Linked DNA regions of Homo sapiens: region 2 is linked to region 1. The links are chromatin contacts, found by Hi-C or POLR2A ChIA-PET in ENCODE. All regions are on one chromosome and are shown on one strand. The core of a region is the stretch at or near the end of the contact, and the rest is flanking DNA. Distances in the headings are between cores, read along the strand shown. Region 1 holds the start of PSEN1 (presenilin 1). Region 2 holds the start of SAMD15 (sterile alpha motif domain containing 15).

Evidence for each region. Hi-C counts contacts between places; a loop is a spot of excess contacts on that map. ChIA-PET counts read pairs that join two places held with the same protein, here RNA polymerase II (POLR2A). Pooled maps may share reads with other maps.
Region 2: a loop to region 1 is called in a map of naive thymus-derived CD4-positive, alpha-beta T cell, with 11 times the contacts of the local background. The contact joins the promoter of SAMD15 here to the promoter of PSEN1 in region 1. A Hi-C loop is called at or near these places in 1 of 168 maps with a recorded cell type or tissue (naive thymus-derived CD4-positive, alpha-beta T cell) and 6 of 50 pooled maps. POLR2A ChIA-PET finds 5 or more read pairs at or near these places in 1 of 52 experiments (T-cell).

What each region holds. Positions count from the first base shown.
Region 1 is chr14:73,134,420-73,139,906 of GRCh38, reverse strand. It overlaps PSEN1 (presenilin 1), which reads right to left and starts at 3,400. Exons shown (of 12, transcript NM_000021.4): 1 at 3,324-3,400. RefSeq lists an enhancer at 2,941-3,050 and silencers at 3,221-3,280, 3,541-3,620.
Region 2 is chr14:77,373,982-77,379,599 of GRCh38, reverse strand. SAMD15 (sterile alpha motif domain containing 15) reads right to left here and starts at 2,221. Exons shown (of 3, transcript NM_001010860.4): 1 at 493-2,221. The coding sequence starts at 2,181. It overlaps TMED8 (transmembrane p24 trafficking protein family member 8), which reads left to right and starts at 2,506. Exons shown (of 6, transcript NM_213601.3): 1 at 2,506-2,664. The coding sequence starts at 2,547. RefSeq lists an enhancer at 2,239-2,448 and a silencer at 2,499-2,928.

The DNA.
Region 1 (5,487 bases), core at 2,151-4,650:
AAGAAACCGTACAAGGCGTTGTGAAAAGCCAATACTAATACCTTTTTCCTCACTCTCATCCAAGCAAGAGTATTAATATCTTTCAATCAACAAACATTTACTGGGTTTCTTCTATATAAGCACACACTTGATGAGGGTTGGGAATTCTAATTAATCAGGTATTACTTCTGTTTACTTAAGGAGCTTACTATCTCTAGAGGGCAAAACAAGTAAATTTTTATACTGGTTAGATATTGAAATAAAAATATGTTAGGTATATTGTGTTAAAATAAATTATTCACATTGGTTTCATCTGTTTCTTTTTGCCCCCCTTTTTTTTCTTTTTTTCTTATGGAGTCTCGCTCTGTAGCCCAGTCTGGAGTGCAGTGGCATGATCTCGGCTCACTGCAACCTCCACCTTCTGGGTTCAAGCGATTCTCCTGCCTCACCTCCCGAGTAGCTGGGATAACAGGTACACGCCAACACACCCGGCTAATTTTTTGTATTTTTAGTAGACACAGGGTCTCACCATTTTGGCGAGGCTGGTCTCGAACTCCTGACCTCAGGTGATCTACCTGCCTCGGCCTCCCAAAGTGCTGGCAGATTACAGGTGTGAGCCACTGTGCCCAGCCTTTTTTTAAAAAAAAAACGAAGTCTCACTCTGTTGCCCAGGCTGGAGTGCAGTGGCGCGATCTCGGCTCACTGCAAGCTCCGCCTCCTGGGTTCACGCCATTGTCCTGCCTCAGCCTCCCGAGTAGCTGGGACTACAAGTGCCTGGCACCATGTCTGGCTAATTTTTTGTACTTTTAGTAGAGACGGGGTTTCACCGCGTGAGCCAGGATGGTCTCCATCTCCTGATCTGGTTATCCACCCGCCTCGGCCTCCCAAAGTGCTGGGTTTACAGGCGTGAGCCGCTGCGCCCGGCCACCCAGCCTCTTTTTACATTTTTTTTCTTTTTTTCTTGACAGAGTCTGGCTCTGTCGCCCAGGCTGGAGTGCAGTGGCGCGATCTCCGCTCACTGCAAGCTCCGCCTCCCGGGTTCACGCCATTCTCCTGCCTCAGCCTCCCGAGTAGCTGGGACTACAGGCGCCCGCCATCACGCCCGGCTAATTTTTTTTTTTTTGTATTTTTTAGTAGAGATGGGGTTTCACCGTGTTAGCCAGGATGTCTCGATCTCCTGACCTCATGATCCGCCCGCCACGGCCTCCCAAAGTGCTGGGATTACAGGGGTGAGCCACCGCGCTCGGCCTTTTTTTACCTTTAAAAATGTGTTTATGGCTAGGCACAGTGGCTTGTGCCTGTATCCCACCACTCTGGGAGGCCAAGGCGGGAGGATCACTTGACTCCAGGAGTTCAAGACCAGCCTGGGCAACATAGTGAGGCTCCCATCTCTAAAAAAATAAATAGCCGGCCGGGCAGGGTGGCTCACGCCTGTAATCGCAGCACTCTGGGAGGCCGAGGCGGGCGGATCACGAGGTCAGGAGATCGAGACCATACTGGCTAACACGGTGAAACCCCGTGTCTACTAAAAATACAAAAAAATTAGCCGGGCGTGGTGGCGGACGCCTGTAGTCCCAGCTGCTGGGGAGGATGAGGCAGGAGAATGGCGTGAACCCGGGAGGCGGAGCTTGCAGTGAGCTGAGATCGCGCCACTGCACTCCAGCCTGGGCGACAGAGCCAGACTCCGTCTCAAAAAATAAATAAATAAATAAATAAATAAATAAATAAATAAATAATAGTATGTTTATTAGAAAATTTAAAATAGGGATAATCACCTTGTGGTTCTCCCAGTCTGCATGCTAATAAATTTGTATGCCTTTTCTCCAAAAGAAAAACAAAACAGGTTTTTTTTTTTTTTGAGACAGTCTCACTCTTTTGCCCAGGCTGCAGTGCAGTGGCATAATCTTGGCTTACTGCAACCTCCTTCTCCCGGGTTCAAGTGATTCTCCTGCCTCAGCCTCGCTTGGGAGCAGCTGGGACTACAGGCGCGCGCCCCCACGCCCAGCTAATTTTTTGTAGAGCCGGGGTTTCGCCGTGTTGTCTGGTCTCGAACTCCTCAGCTCAAGGATCCGCCCCGCGGCCTCCCAAAGTGCTGGGATTACAGGCGTGAGCCACCGCCCCGGGCCTCACATTTTATTTCTATTGGCTAGCGCTGCTCTAAATCTTCTGTTCCTTCTGCTACACCAGGCCTAACACTCAAAATCCCTGCCAACCTTTTCCTTCCTGAAGCTTCCCTCCCCTTCCTCAGCTCTGGCGACCCTGCGCTGTGGTGGTTCTCCAACCACACTCATTCTCCTCAGCTGGCTCCTTGCTCTTCTTCCACCCCCTCGTTGCAAGTGTTCCTAAGTGTTTGCCTTGGCCTCCTCTTCCCCTTCCTTAGCTTAGACTTCTCCACTGCTCCAACATCAACTGGAAATCTATGGAATTGATTCCTGTTTTCAGCTCCAGTCCTGTTCACAGGGCATTTTCACCTGCTGGCACTTCCAAAGTGACACTTCCAAACCACTTCCTCGCCCTCCTCTCTAAACCAGGTCTTTCTTCCTAACTTCCTTATTTCTGAGAATGTCTCTGCCATGTTCTAAACTGAAAACCTCCTAGTCAACTTCACACTTTATTCCCTGATCCTCAATTGGTTCCCATGTCCCGTTAGTGTTTCTTGTAAGCCTCTGCCACCACCGCAGATCGAACTCTAATCACATCTCACCTGAATTATGGAAAAGTCACCTCAATTCTCTCACCCATCCCAGCCTCCACTATGGATTAATATGCCTAAAGCAGAGCTGACCACAACGGTGAGAAGAATCTGAGAGGGAAGCAGCAGCAAACACAAGAGTCACTGGACATGCATGCCTCGAGACAGTCCCGACCAAGGAGAAAGCATCAGACCCCGTCTTCCGCCTCGAACAAGAGGCGTGCGGACTTCGCCCAGAATGCTCGTCGCCCCTGGACAAGGACACACCCGGGGCGTGAGGCGCGGAGTTTCACCAGTTGCTCAAGCAGACCCAGCCCAAGACGCTTCCTCTTTCTCCTACTCCACTCCAGTTCAGACGGCTACTAATCCCGGCCCAAGGCACCTGCGCCCTGAGACGTCTTCGAGCAAACAGCATTTCCGGACCAAGGCTCCCCGGAATCTCTCTCCACCCGGCCGCGCCCGAAGCCCGAGAAACGGGCCGCCCCTCCTGGTTTCCCACACGGGGTTCCCCAGCCCCAACCGGCCGCGCCCCGCCCCTCATCTTTTAGGACACCGGCTTCGCGGCCCGGGCGGCCACAAAGGGCCGGGCCCTGCCCGCGGCCGCCCATGTCCGCGGTGCCTTCCTGGCTTGCCCGGACTCCCCATCACGCACATACGCTTCCCCGCCGCCCCGCTGCCGCCGCGGCTCGTAGCTCAGGTTCCTTCCAGACCAGCCGCTGTTTTGTTTCCGATGTGAAACCGCGGACCCCGGAGCTGCCTGTCCCAGGCCCCGCCCGAGAACCCTCACCGTTGTCGTCATTTCCGGCTCTGGCGTCGTTGGCGGCCGGCCCACGGAGGAGGGGAGGAGCCAGGAGGAAGGGGGCGGGGCCTCCGGCCTGGAGAAACGATTGCGGGGAGAACCCAGAGCTCCACCTGGCCTTCCCCACCTGACGGAATCCGCCCAGAGCGCTGGCGTGGGTTGTCGGGGTTCTGAGGCTGCTCGAGCTGAGGACGAAAGCCCCTATATAAATTGGGCCCAGCGTGTGCTTCTCCCGGCATACAAGCGATGGCCATCCTAAATTTAACACCTGTCATTTCTTTAGGGTACCTATTTGCGAACCAGCTGCATCACAATCAAGAGAATGCTGTTAAAATCGCAAATATCTCTGCCCTCTCCCACCACTCAATGAATCAAAACTTCTGGTGGGTGGCGAGAACCTGAGAAACTGCATTTTAAACATCCTCCGCGATTCTTGGACTCCAACTTTGACAACCAGTCTTTCTAGGTGGCAAGCTAGCTGAGAGCAGAAAATGTGTCTGGTTTGCTGGGTCACTTGATTTTTGCATCTGCCTGCTCTTTGTCCAGTTTTGGTAAAGACAGTACCAATGTCTAATTCATTAGACAGCATACCACACTTACACATATATCCAAAAGCTAAAACTAAAAAATGAATACTACCTTATTTAATCAAGGTGAACGGAGAAATGTCAAACATGGGTATTCAAAAAACCGAAAATGAAATTAACGGTACATGGTATCTGGGCAAGTTACATTCTTCTAAAGTTTCTTTAAAAATCCACCCCCAAGCGGCCGGGTGCAGTCGCTCACGCCTGTAATTCCGGCACTTTGGGAGGCCGAAGCAGGCGGATCATGAGGTTGGGAGTTCTAGACCAGCCTAACCAACATGGTGAAACCCCGTCTCTACTAAAAATACAAAAAAATTAGCCGGGTGTGGTGGCGCGCTCCTGTAATCCCAGCTACTCGGGAGGCTGCAGCAGGAGAATCGCTTGAACCCGTGAGCTGAGATCACACCACTGCACTCCAGCCTGGGAGACAGAGCAAGACTCCATCTCAAAAAATAAAAATTAAAATTAAAAAATAAAATCCACCCCAAGCTATCCCTTCACATTCCTATCGCATCAATCTCCAATCCCTCCTCCCAACCCACTGCCAACCTTGTTCAAAAACATGAGATTCTAATACTTTTTACACACAAAAGCTTCATATTTAAGAACAAAAGTAATATTTTCCATTAGCAGAATGAAAGATAAGTTGTGGGAGAAGGTTGAACGAAAAAAGATGTTTTTAAAATTCTTCACCTCCCCCACTTTAACAAGAGTAGGGATTTTAGTTTGTTCATTTACAAGTGCTCATGCTTGTCAGCAGCACATATACATTTTACAAGTGCTGAGAACAGTGCCTGATACATAACAGTGCCTGATACATACAATAGTTCAGTATTGAACAAATACAGGCTAAAACCCATCTATTTGTGAACTACTTCAATCTGATTGCAGTCCGCTAATATTAATAGGATGTCTTAAAATGCTGATGAACTATTCTTAGAAACAATCTACAAAAATTTTGGGCAAAGATATTCATGGAATATTATATAGCAAAAAATTGGGAAACTAAATATGGTACAATAGGCAGGGTGCGGTGGCTCACGCCTGTAATTCCAGCACTTTGGGAGGCCAAGGTGGGCGGCTCATCTGAGGTCAGGAGTTCGAGACCAGCCTGATCAACATGGAGAAACCCCGTCTCTACTAAAAATACAAAAAAAGTTAGCCAGGCGTGGTGGCGCATGCCTGTAATCCCAGCTACTTGGGAGGCTGAGGCAGAATTGCTTGAGCCTGGAAGGCAGAGGTTGCAGTGAACCGAGATTGCGCCATTGCATTCCAGCCTGGGCAACAAGAGCGAAACTATGTCTCAAAAAATAAAAATAAATAAATAAATAAATAAATAAATAAATAAATAAATAAATAAATGTGGTACAATAAATTATGGTCCACCCACCTCACAGAATGTCATGAAAATTTTTCATGAACGCCTGGTC
Region 2 (5,618 bases), core at 972-3,471, 4.2 Mb before region 1:
CTAACACAGTGAAACCCCGTCTCTACTAAAAATACAAAAAATTAGCCGCGCATGGTGGCGGGCGCCTGTAGTCCCAGTCCCAGCTACTCAGGAGGTTGAGGCAGGAGAATGGCGTGAACCTGGGGAAGGTGGAGCTTGCAGTGAGCCGAGATCGTGCCACTGCACTCCAACCTTGGCAAGAGCGAGATTGTGTCTCAAAAAAAAAAAAAGAAAGGAGGTCTATATACTCTTCTTGGTCTTTTATTCAAGGATTGCAGAGAAGTGTAATCACTGGAAGAGGAAAAACAAACCGATGTGACCCTCCCTTCCTCTCCCAAAATACAAATATACATCAGTGGCAAGGCCAAAATTAAAATCCAAGTTACCTCTACCACAGTCTAGGACTTTTTGATACTCCTTCCGGTAAAGAGGTAAGAGCTCAGGCCAAGTTAGAAGGAATAAGAAGTAGACGGATGACAGCATGTGATTTCAAAACATCTTATTTTTGTATACCTTGTATTGAGGGAAGCCTAGCTGGCTAATCCACTCTGCAACTTCCTCTGGATCCCAATTAAGATGCTCAAATTGTAACTCAGTCCCTTTTTCTGGCTGGGTTTCGTCATCTTCAGAGACCCGTTCCTTCAACTCTTGGGACAAATCTACAACTTCCTTTTCATGAACGAACTCACTTAATTCTGTCTGAGACTCTGAGGGATCTGAGTATGAGCATTCTTCACTGACATTAAGCAATTTTTGGAGTGGTTGCAAAAACTCATAATGTGTACCAATTGATTCTTCACTTTCTCTGAGAGATCCTAATGCGTAATATTCTTTTCTAAATTTGTCACTTAGTGACAACTTTCCTCTTTTAGGCTCACGGTGCTCTAGCTCATCGTTTCCTACAGAATACTTAGACTTTATTGGTTCTGGCCTGTCTTCCTTGGAAAATTCTACATGTGTCTCCCTTGGTTTGGTTTCATCTGGTAACTCTAGAATTTTCTCAGTTGGCTTTGTTTGTGTTTTCTCTTCAACTTGTGGGTTGATCTCCTGTGGTAGCACTGGACCAGTCTCCTCTGGTGGCTGTGGATTTTTTTTCTCATTTGACTTTCTTATCTCTTCTGGACTTTCTGGTTTCATCATTTCTGATTGTTCTAGAATTGTTTCCTCATTTGTTTTTCTTGATTCTTCCTCAGGAAACTCTAATTTGATCTCTTCTAGTGGCTCAGGAACGTTCTCATCAGTAGACTTTCTTGGCTTGTGGTCTGGAAAGTCTGGTTTAGTCCGCTCAGGTAGTTCTGTCCCTTTCTCCTCAGTTGCCTTTCTTTGCATCTCCTCTGGAACCTCTGGTTGAGTCTCTTCTGGAGGCTCTAGACCTGCCTCCTCACTAGACTTTCTTGGTTCCTTCTCCAGAAATTCCAGTCTAGCCTGCTCGGGTGGCTCTGTCCTTTTCTTCTCAGTTGACTCTCTTTGTGTCTCCTCTGGAGTCTCTGGTTTGGTCATCTTTGGTGGCTGAAGATCTGTCTCTTCAAGTGATTCTCCTAGTTTCTCACTTGGAAAATCTTGTTTGGTCTGCTCTGGAGGCTCTAGACCTGTCTCTTCATGTTGCACTCTAAGTGATTCCTCTGGAACCCCCGGTTCAGTCTCCTCCTCTAGTAATTCTAAATTTCTCTCTCTGACTGTGGCCCCCGAAACCTCAGACATGGTTTCCGTTGGTGGCACTGGATCTGGATCTGTTTCCATAGCTGACTCTAGGAACACATCCTCTGTAACATTTGGTTTAGCCTCCTCTGGTGGCTCTAGGTCTGACTCTTTATGCGTTTCATCCATAGGGGCCTCCAAATCTTTGAAAAACTCTCCCATCTCTCTGGATGTTTCCGACTTTACCTCTTGGTGTATCCCTGGTTCAGTTTCGCTTGGTACGTCTCTCTTGGACTCCTTGGCAATTCCTTCCTGGGACGTCCCGCCAGGTTTCAGCTGCACGTTCTTAGCACTGTCTGGCTCCCCCTCTTTGAAGTCCTCTTCCTCGGTCTCTGGCTGTGGCTCTTGGTAAATCTCTGCTGGTAGCTTCGAGTCTGCCTTTGCCATGGTGTCTGGTTCGGCATTTTCATACAATTTATGAAGTCCAGGCAGTTCAGGCCTCTCAGGCTCCAGCTCTCCATCTTCATCTGGGCCGGAATCATAATCCTCCGGGACTTCAGCCATTTGCAGCTTAGCAGACGCGCCGCGGCTTCCTAGCAACCCCAACTTCCGATAGCGTCTCTATGGATACCACGATTTCCGGCAGTGTCTTCCTGACTCTTCCCCAGGTTTTGTTTGTTCTTTCAAGCCCTGACTTTAAAAATCGTCTGTCACAAGCACGCAGTAACCCTCCCTGCGGCCTCATCGCCAGCCTCAGCGGGCCAGAGCTCCTGTGGCCGCCCCTGGGTCAGCTAGCTTTTCAAGCGGCCGCCGCGCCGCTTCTTCCGGCCTGCAGGCTGCGCTCGGCTGTGCTCGGCGCTCGCTCGGCCTTCGGCTGTTTCCGGAGCCACTCGCGGCTGGCAGCGGAGAGCTCCGTGCGCGGGCTGCAGATGTCTGACCTGCAGGCGGCTGAGGGGCCGGGCTCCTGGAGCCCCACAGCCCGCCCAGGGTCGGCTGGCGGCGTCGGGGACTGCCAGGGAGTGGAGGGGAGCCAGGCGGCCGCCTCAGGTACGCAAGGCCGGGGCGCTGGCGGGTGGGTGCCGCCCGGCCTCAGGGCCCCGCACCACGGCGCGAGCCTCCGCCGCGCTCTGTCCTGGGCTTCCCCGCGGAGCGGACCCACCTCGGCAGCCCCTTCGCGCGCGGGGCCCCTTCCCCGCCGCTGCCACCACCCGGGCCCTGGGCTCGAGGTTATTTTCTACTCACTCCTGTTTCGAAATGCCTTGATTCCTGCCCCGCTTCCTTTCTGAGATCTGCCCAAATGGTAGTGACAGGGTGGCTCTGCCCCTGGCGCCTCTTCAGCTTCAGTTTCAGCTTCAGCCGGGGTTCGGGTCCCACCTCCGTCTGCTAATCACATCTAGACTGCCGACCCGAACCCTACTGGCCTCGCCGCCCCCTGCTTCTGGCTCCCCACCCTATCCCCATCTCAGTCCCCTGCCCCAGCCTTACCACGCGCCTCTCGGCCCCCACCCGGGTTGGCAGCCTTGCCTTCCTCTGCCAGAAGCCCACTGCGCCCTAGCCTTCCTGCACATAGGCCCCCTGGCCTTGCTGCCATCCTCTCCATCGCTTAGAGTGGGAAAAATGAAAAGCAGAGTTGAAATAGGTAGTGTCTGGGGTCTTTTGCTTGAACACAGTAGCCAAAGCAAGAGCAGGAATTAAAAATTTGGCCTACCTCCCTCATTCTCAAGACCCTCATCCTCTTCTTGTCCAGGACGACGTCTCCATTTCTACTAACGCGAGTTCCTCCGTGTGTATTATTTCAGTGTCCAAAGACAAAAGAGTCCATCCATCACACTTTCTTCTTTCAGCCTCCTGAACACCACACACGATGCAACTGAAAGGATGCTCTTTTGAAATACGAAAGGGTAGAGGGGAGAGAACTTGTCTTATTTAAGTAGCAAATATAAATTAATTTTCTAGGTCTGAAATTAAAATAGACACCATAAAGTATAATGGTTGAGGCACTACTGTGGAGCCAGGGTGCCTGGATTGGAGTCTGAAACGTCAGTTTCCTCATCTGTAAAATGTGATTACTAAAAATATCTGCCTCATAGGATTATTGTGAGGATTACTTGAGCTGCTTTGTCTAAGGCATTTGGGGTATAGTCCATGGTACACACTATACTCGTCTCAACCATTGTGACAGTAAGGTCTCTTTTTGTTCAGTTGAACTTCCTGTGCCGCCAGAGGTGTTCTTGGATGTATGGCTTCCAACATGGTGCCTTTTTCTGTCTTCTACTCTGATCCCAAGTATCTTCCCTCTCATAATGCTGCCTTATTCAAACACACACACAACTCACCCAGCTCTTTCCCATGATTTTATATTCTTTTACTTTAAAACACCTGACAAATTTTGCCTTTTTTTCTTACGAACTCTGCTTTGTATTAAATTAAAAATCGTTGGCATATATTTAACATAGCAGTAGAAATTCTAAGCATAATGTCTAAAAGACTAAGCAAGTAAACACAGAAAGGTAAGTCTTATAACACTTGTCCCTTGCATGCGCCAGTATTTACAAATTAAGCATGTTTTTACTTCCCCTTTAGGTTCTCATGTGTTTATGGCAAACGTACCCACGCGTTTTAGATAGATGAGTGTGTTTTTTTTTCCCCCTGACATCTAATTCATTCCTGCATTCACTTCCTCCCAGGACATTGGTAGAGATGCTTACTTTCCTTCCTCTTACCCTCAGAATGCAGGGTGATAATTTTTTTTTTTAATGTCATGTAGGGGTTTATTATAGTAGCCCAGAGCAAGCTCTTCCTCTTGAGGTAGGATTTGTTGCTAATAAAATAATAGTAATGATAACCTACAGATATTGAATGCTTATTCTGTGCCAGAGGTGGAAAAAAATTTATATTTTCTGATTTAGTCATGTCAACAATCATTTTCTTCCCATTTTACAGAGGAACAAACTACAGCTGAGAAAGGTTAACTTACCTGTTCAAGTTAGCGCAAGTTTTTACTGTCTGGATGAAATTGTCATCTTGTTATGATGAAGTCTATAATTGTTTGTTTTTATTGGCCATGAATCAAGTATTGGTACTCGCAGACAGGTTATGGTCTCTGTCCTCAAGGTGTTTTCAGTTTGATGAGATGAGAGATCCATTTCAGGGAGAAACAATTAACAATTCAAAACATTATATAATTGGGCGTCTTTTATTACAATTCTTTATCTACTAAGAAACCTGCTTGGAGTTAGGAACGGAATCTCTCTTGCTTGTTTATTTATCTAGAGCCCTTGATGTTGTGTTTTAGAGGTTTCGCAAATATTTGCTGAGTTTGATGGTGAGAGAAAGTCTGAATGCAGAGATCTGGATGAGCATCTAATGAATGTGAAGAATTAGGGTTGAGATAACCAAGAATGTTCCTTGGGTTAGAGCAATGGTTTTCAACCAGGTACGATTTTGTATCCCCAGGGCATGGCAATGTTTGGAAACATTTTTGCTCGTCACAACTGGTGGCAGCTATTGCTGACATCTAGTGAGGATAGGCTAGGGATGTTTGCTAAACATCCTGCAAGGCACAGGGCAATCCCCATAACAAGGAGGTATCTGGCTCCAGATGTCAGTGGTGCTGCTTTTGGGAACGCTGTGTTAGAGTTAAGCTGGGCTTCCAAAGCAGTGTGGAAATACTATATTTGGCCTGGACCAGAGGCTTGGGCGTAAACCCCAAAAAACTGCTTTAAACTTGGAATTCGTTTGATTGGATCCTTCTGCCATCTTCCTCTAGAAAATGATACAATGAGTAAGCAATAGAGCTCTAAGAAAGAATGAAATTTAATGAGATTTCTCTCACCCTTTCAGAGAGAAAACAGCAGTAAGAAATGGAATTGGATATTCAGGTGTTCTGTTAGTCCATTTGGAATACCTGAGACTGAGTAATTTATAAGAAAAGAGTTTTAATTGGCTCATGGTATTGCAGGGTGTACAGGAAGTGTGGTGTTGGTATCTGTTTCTGGTGA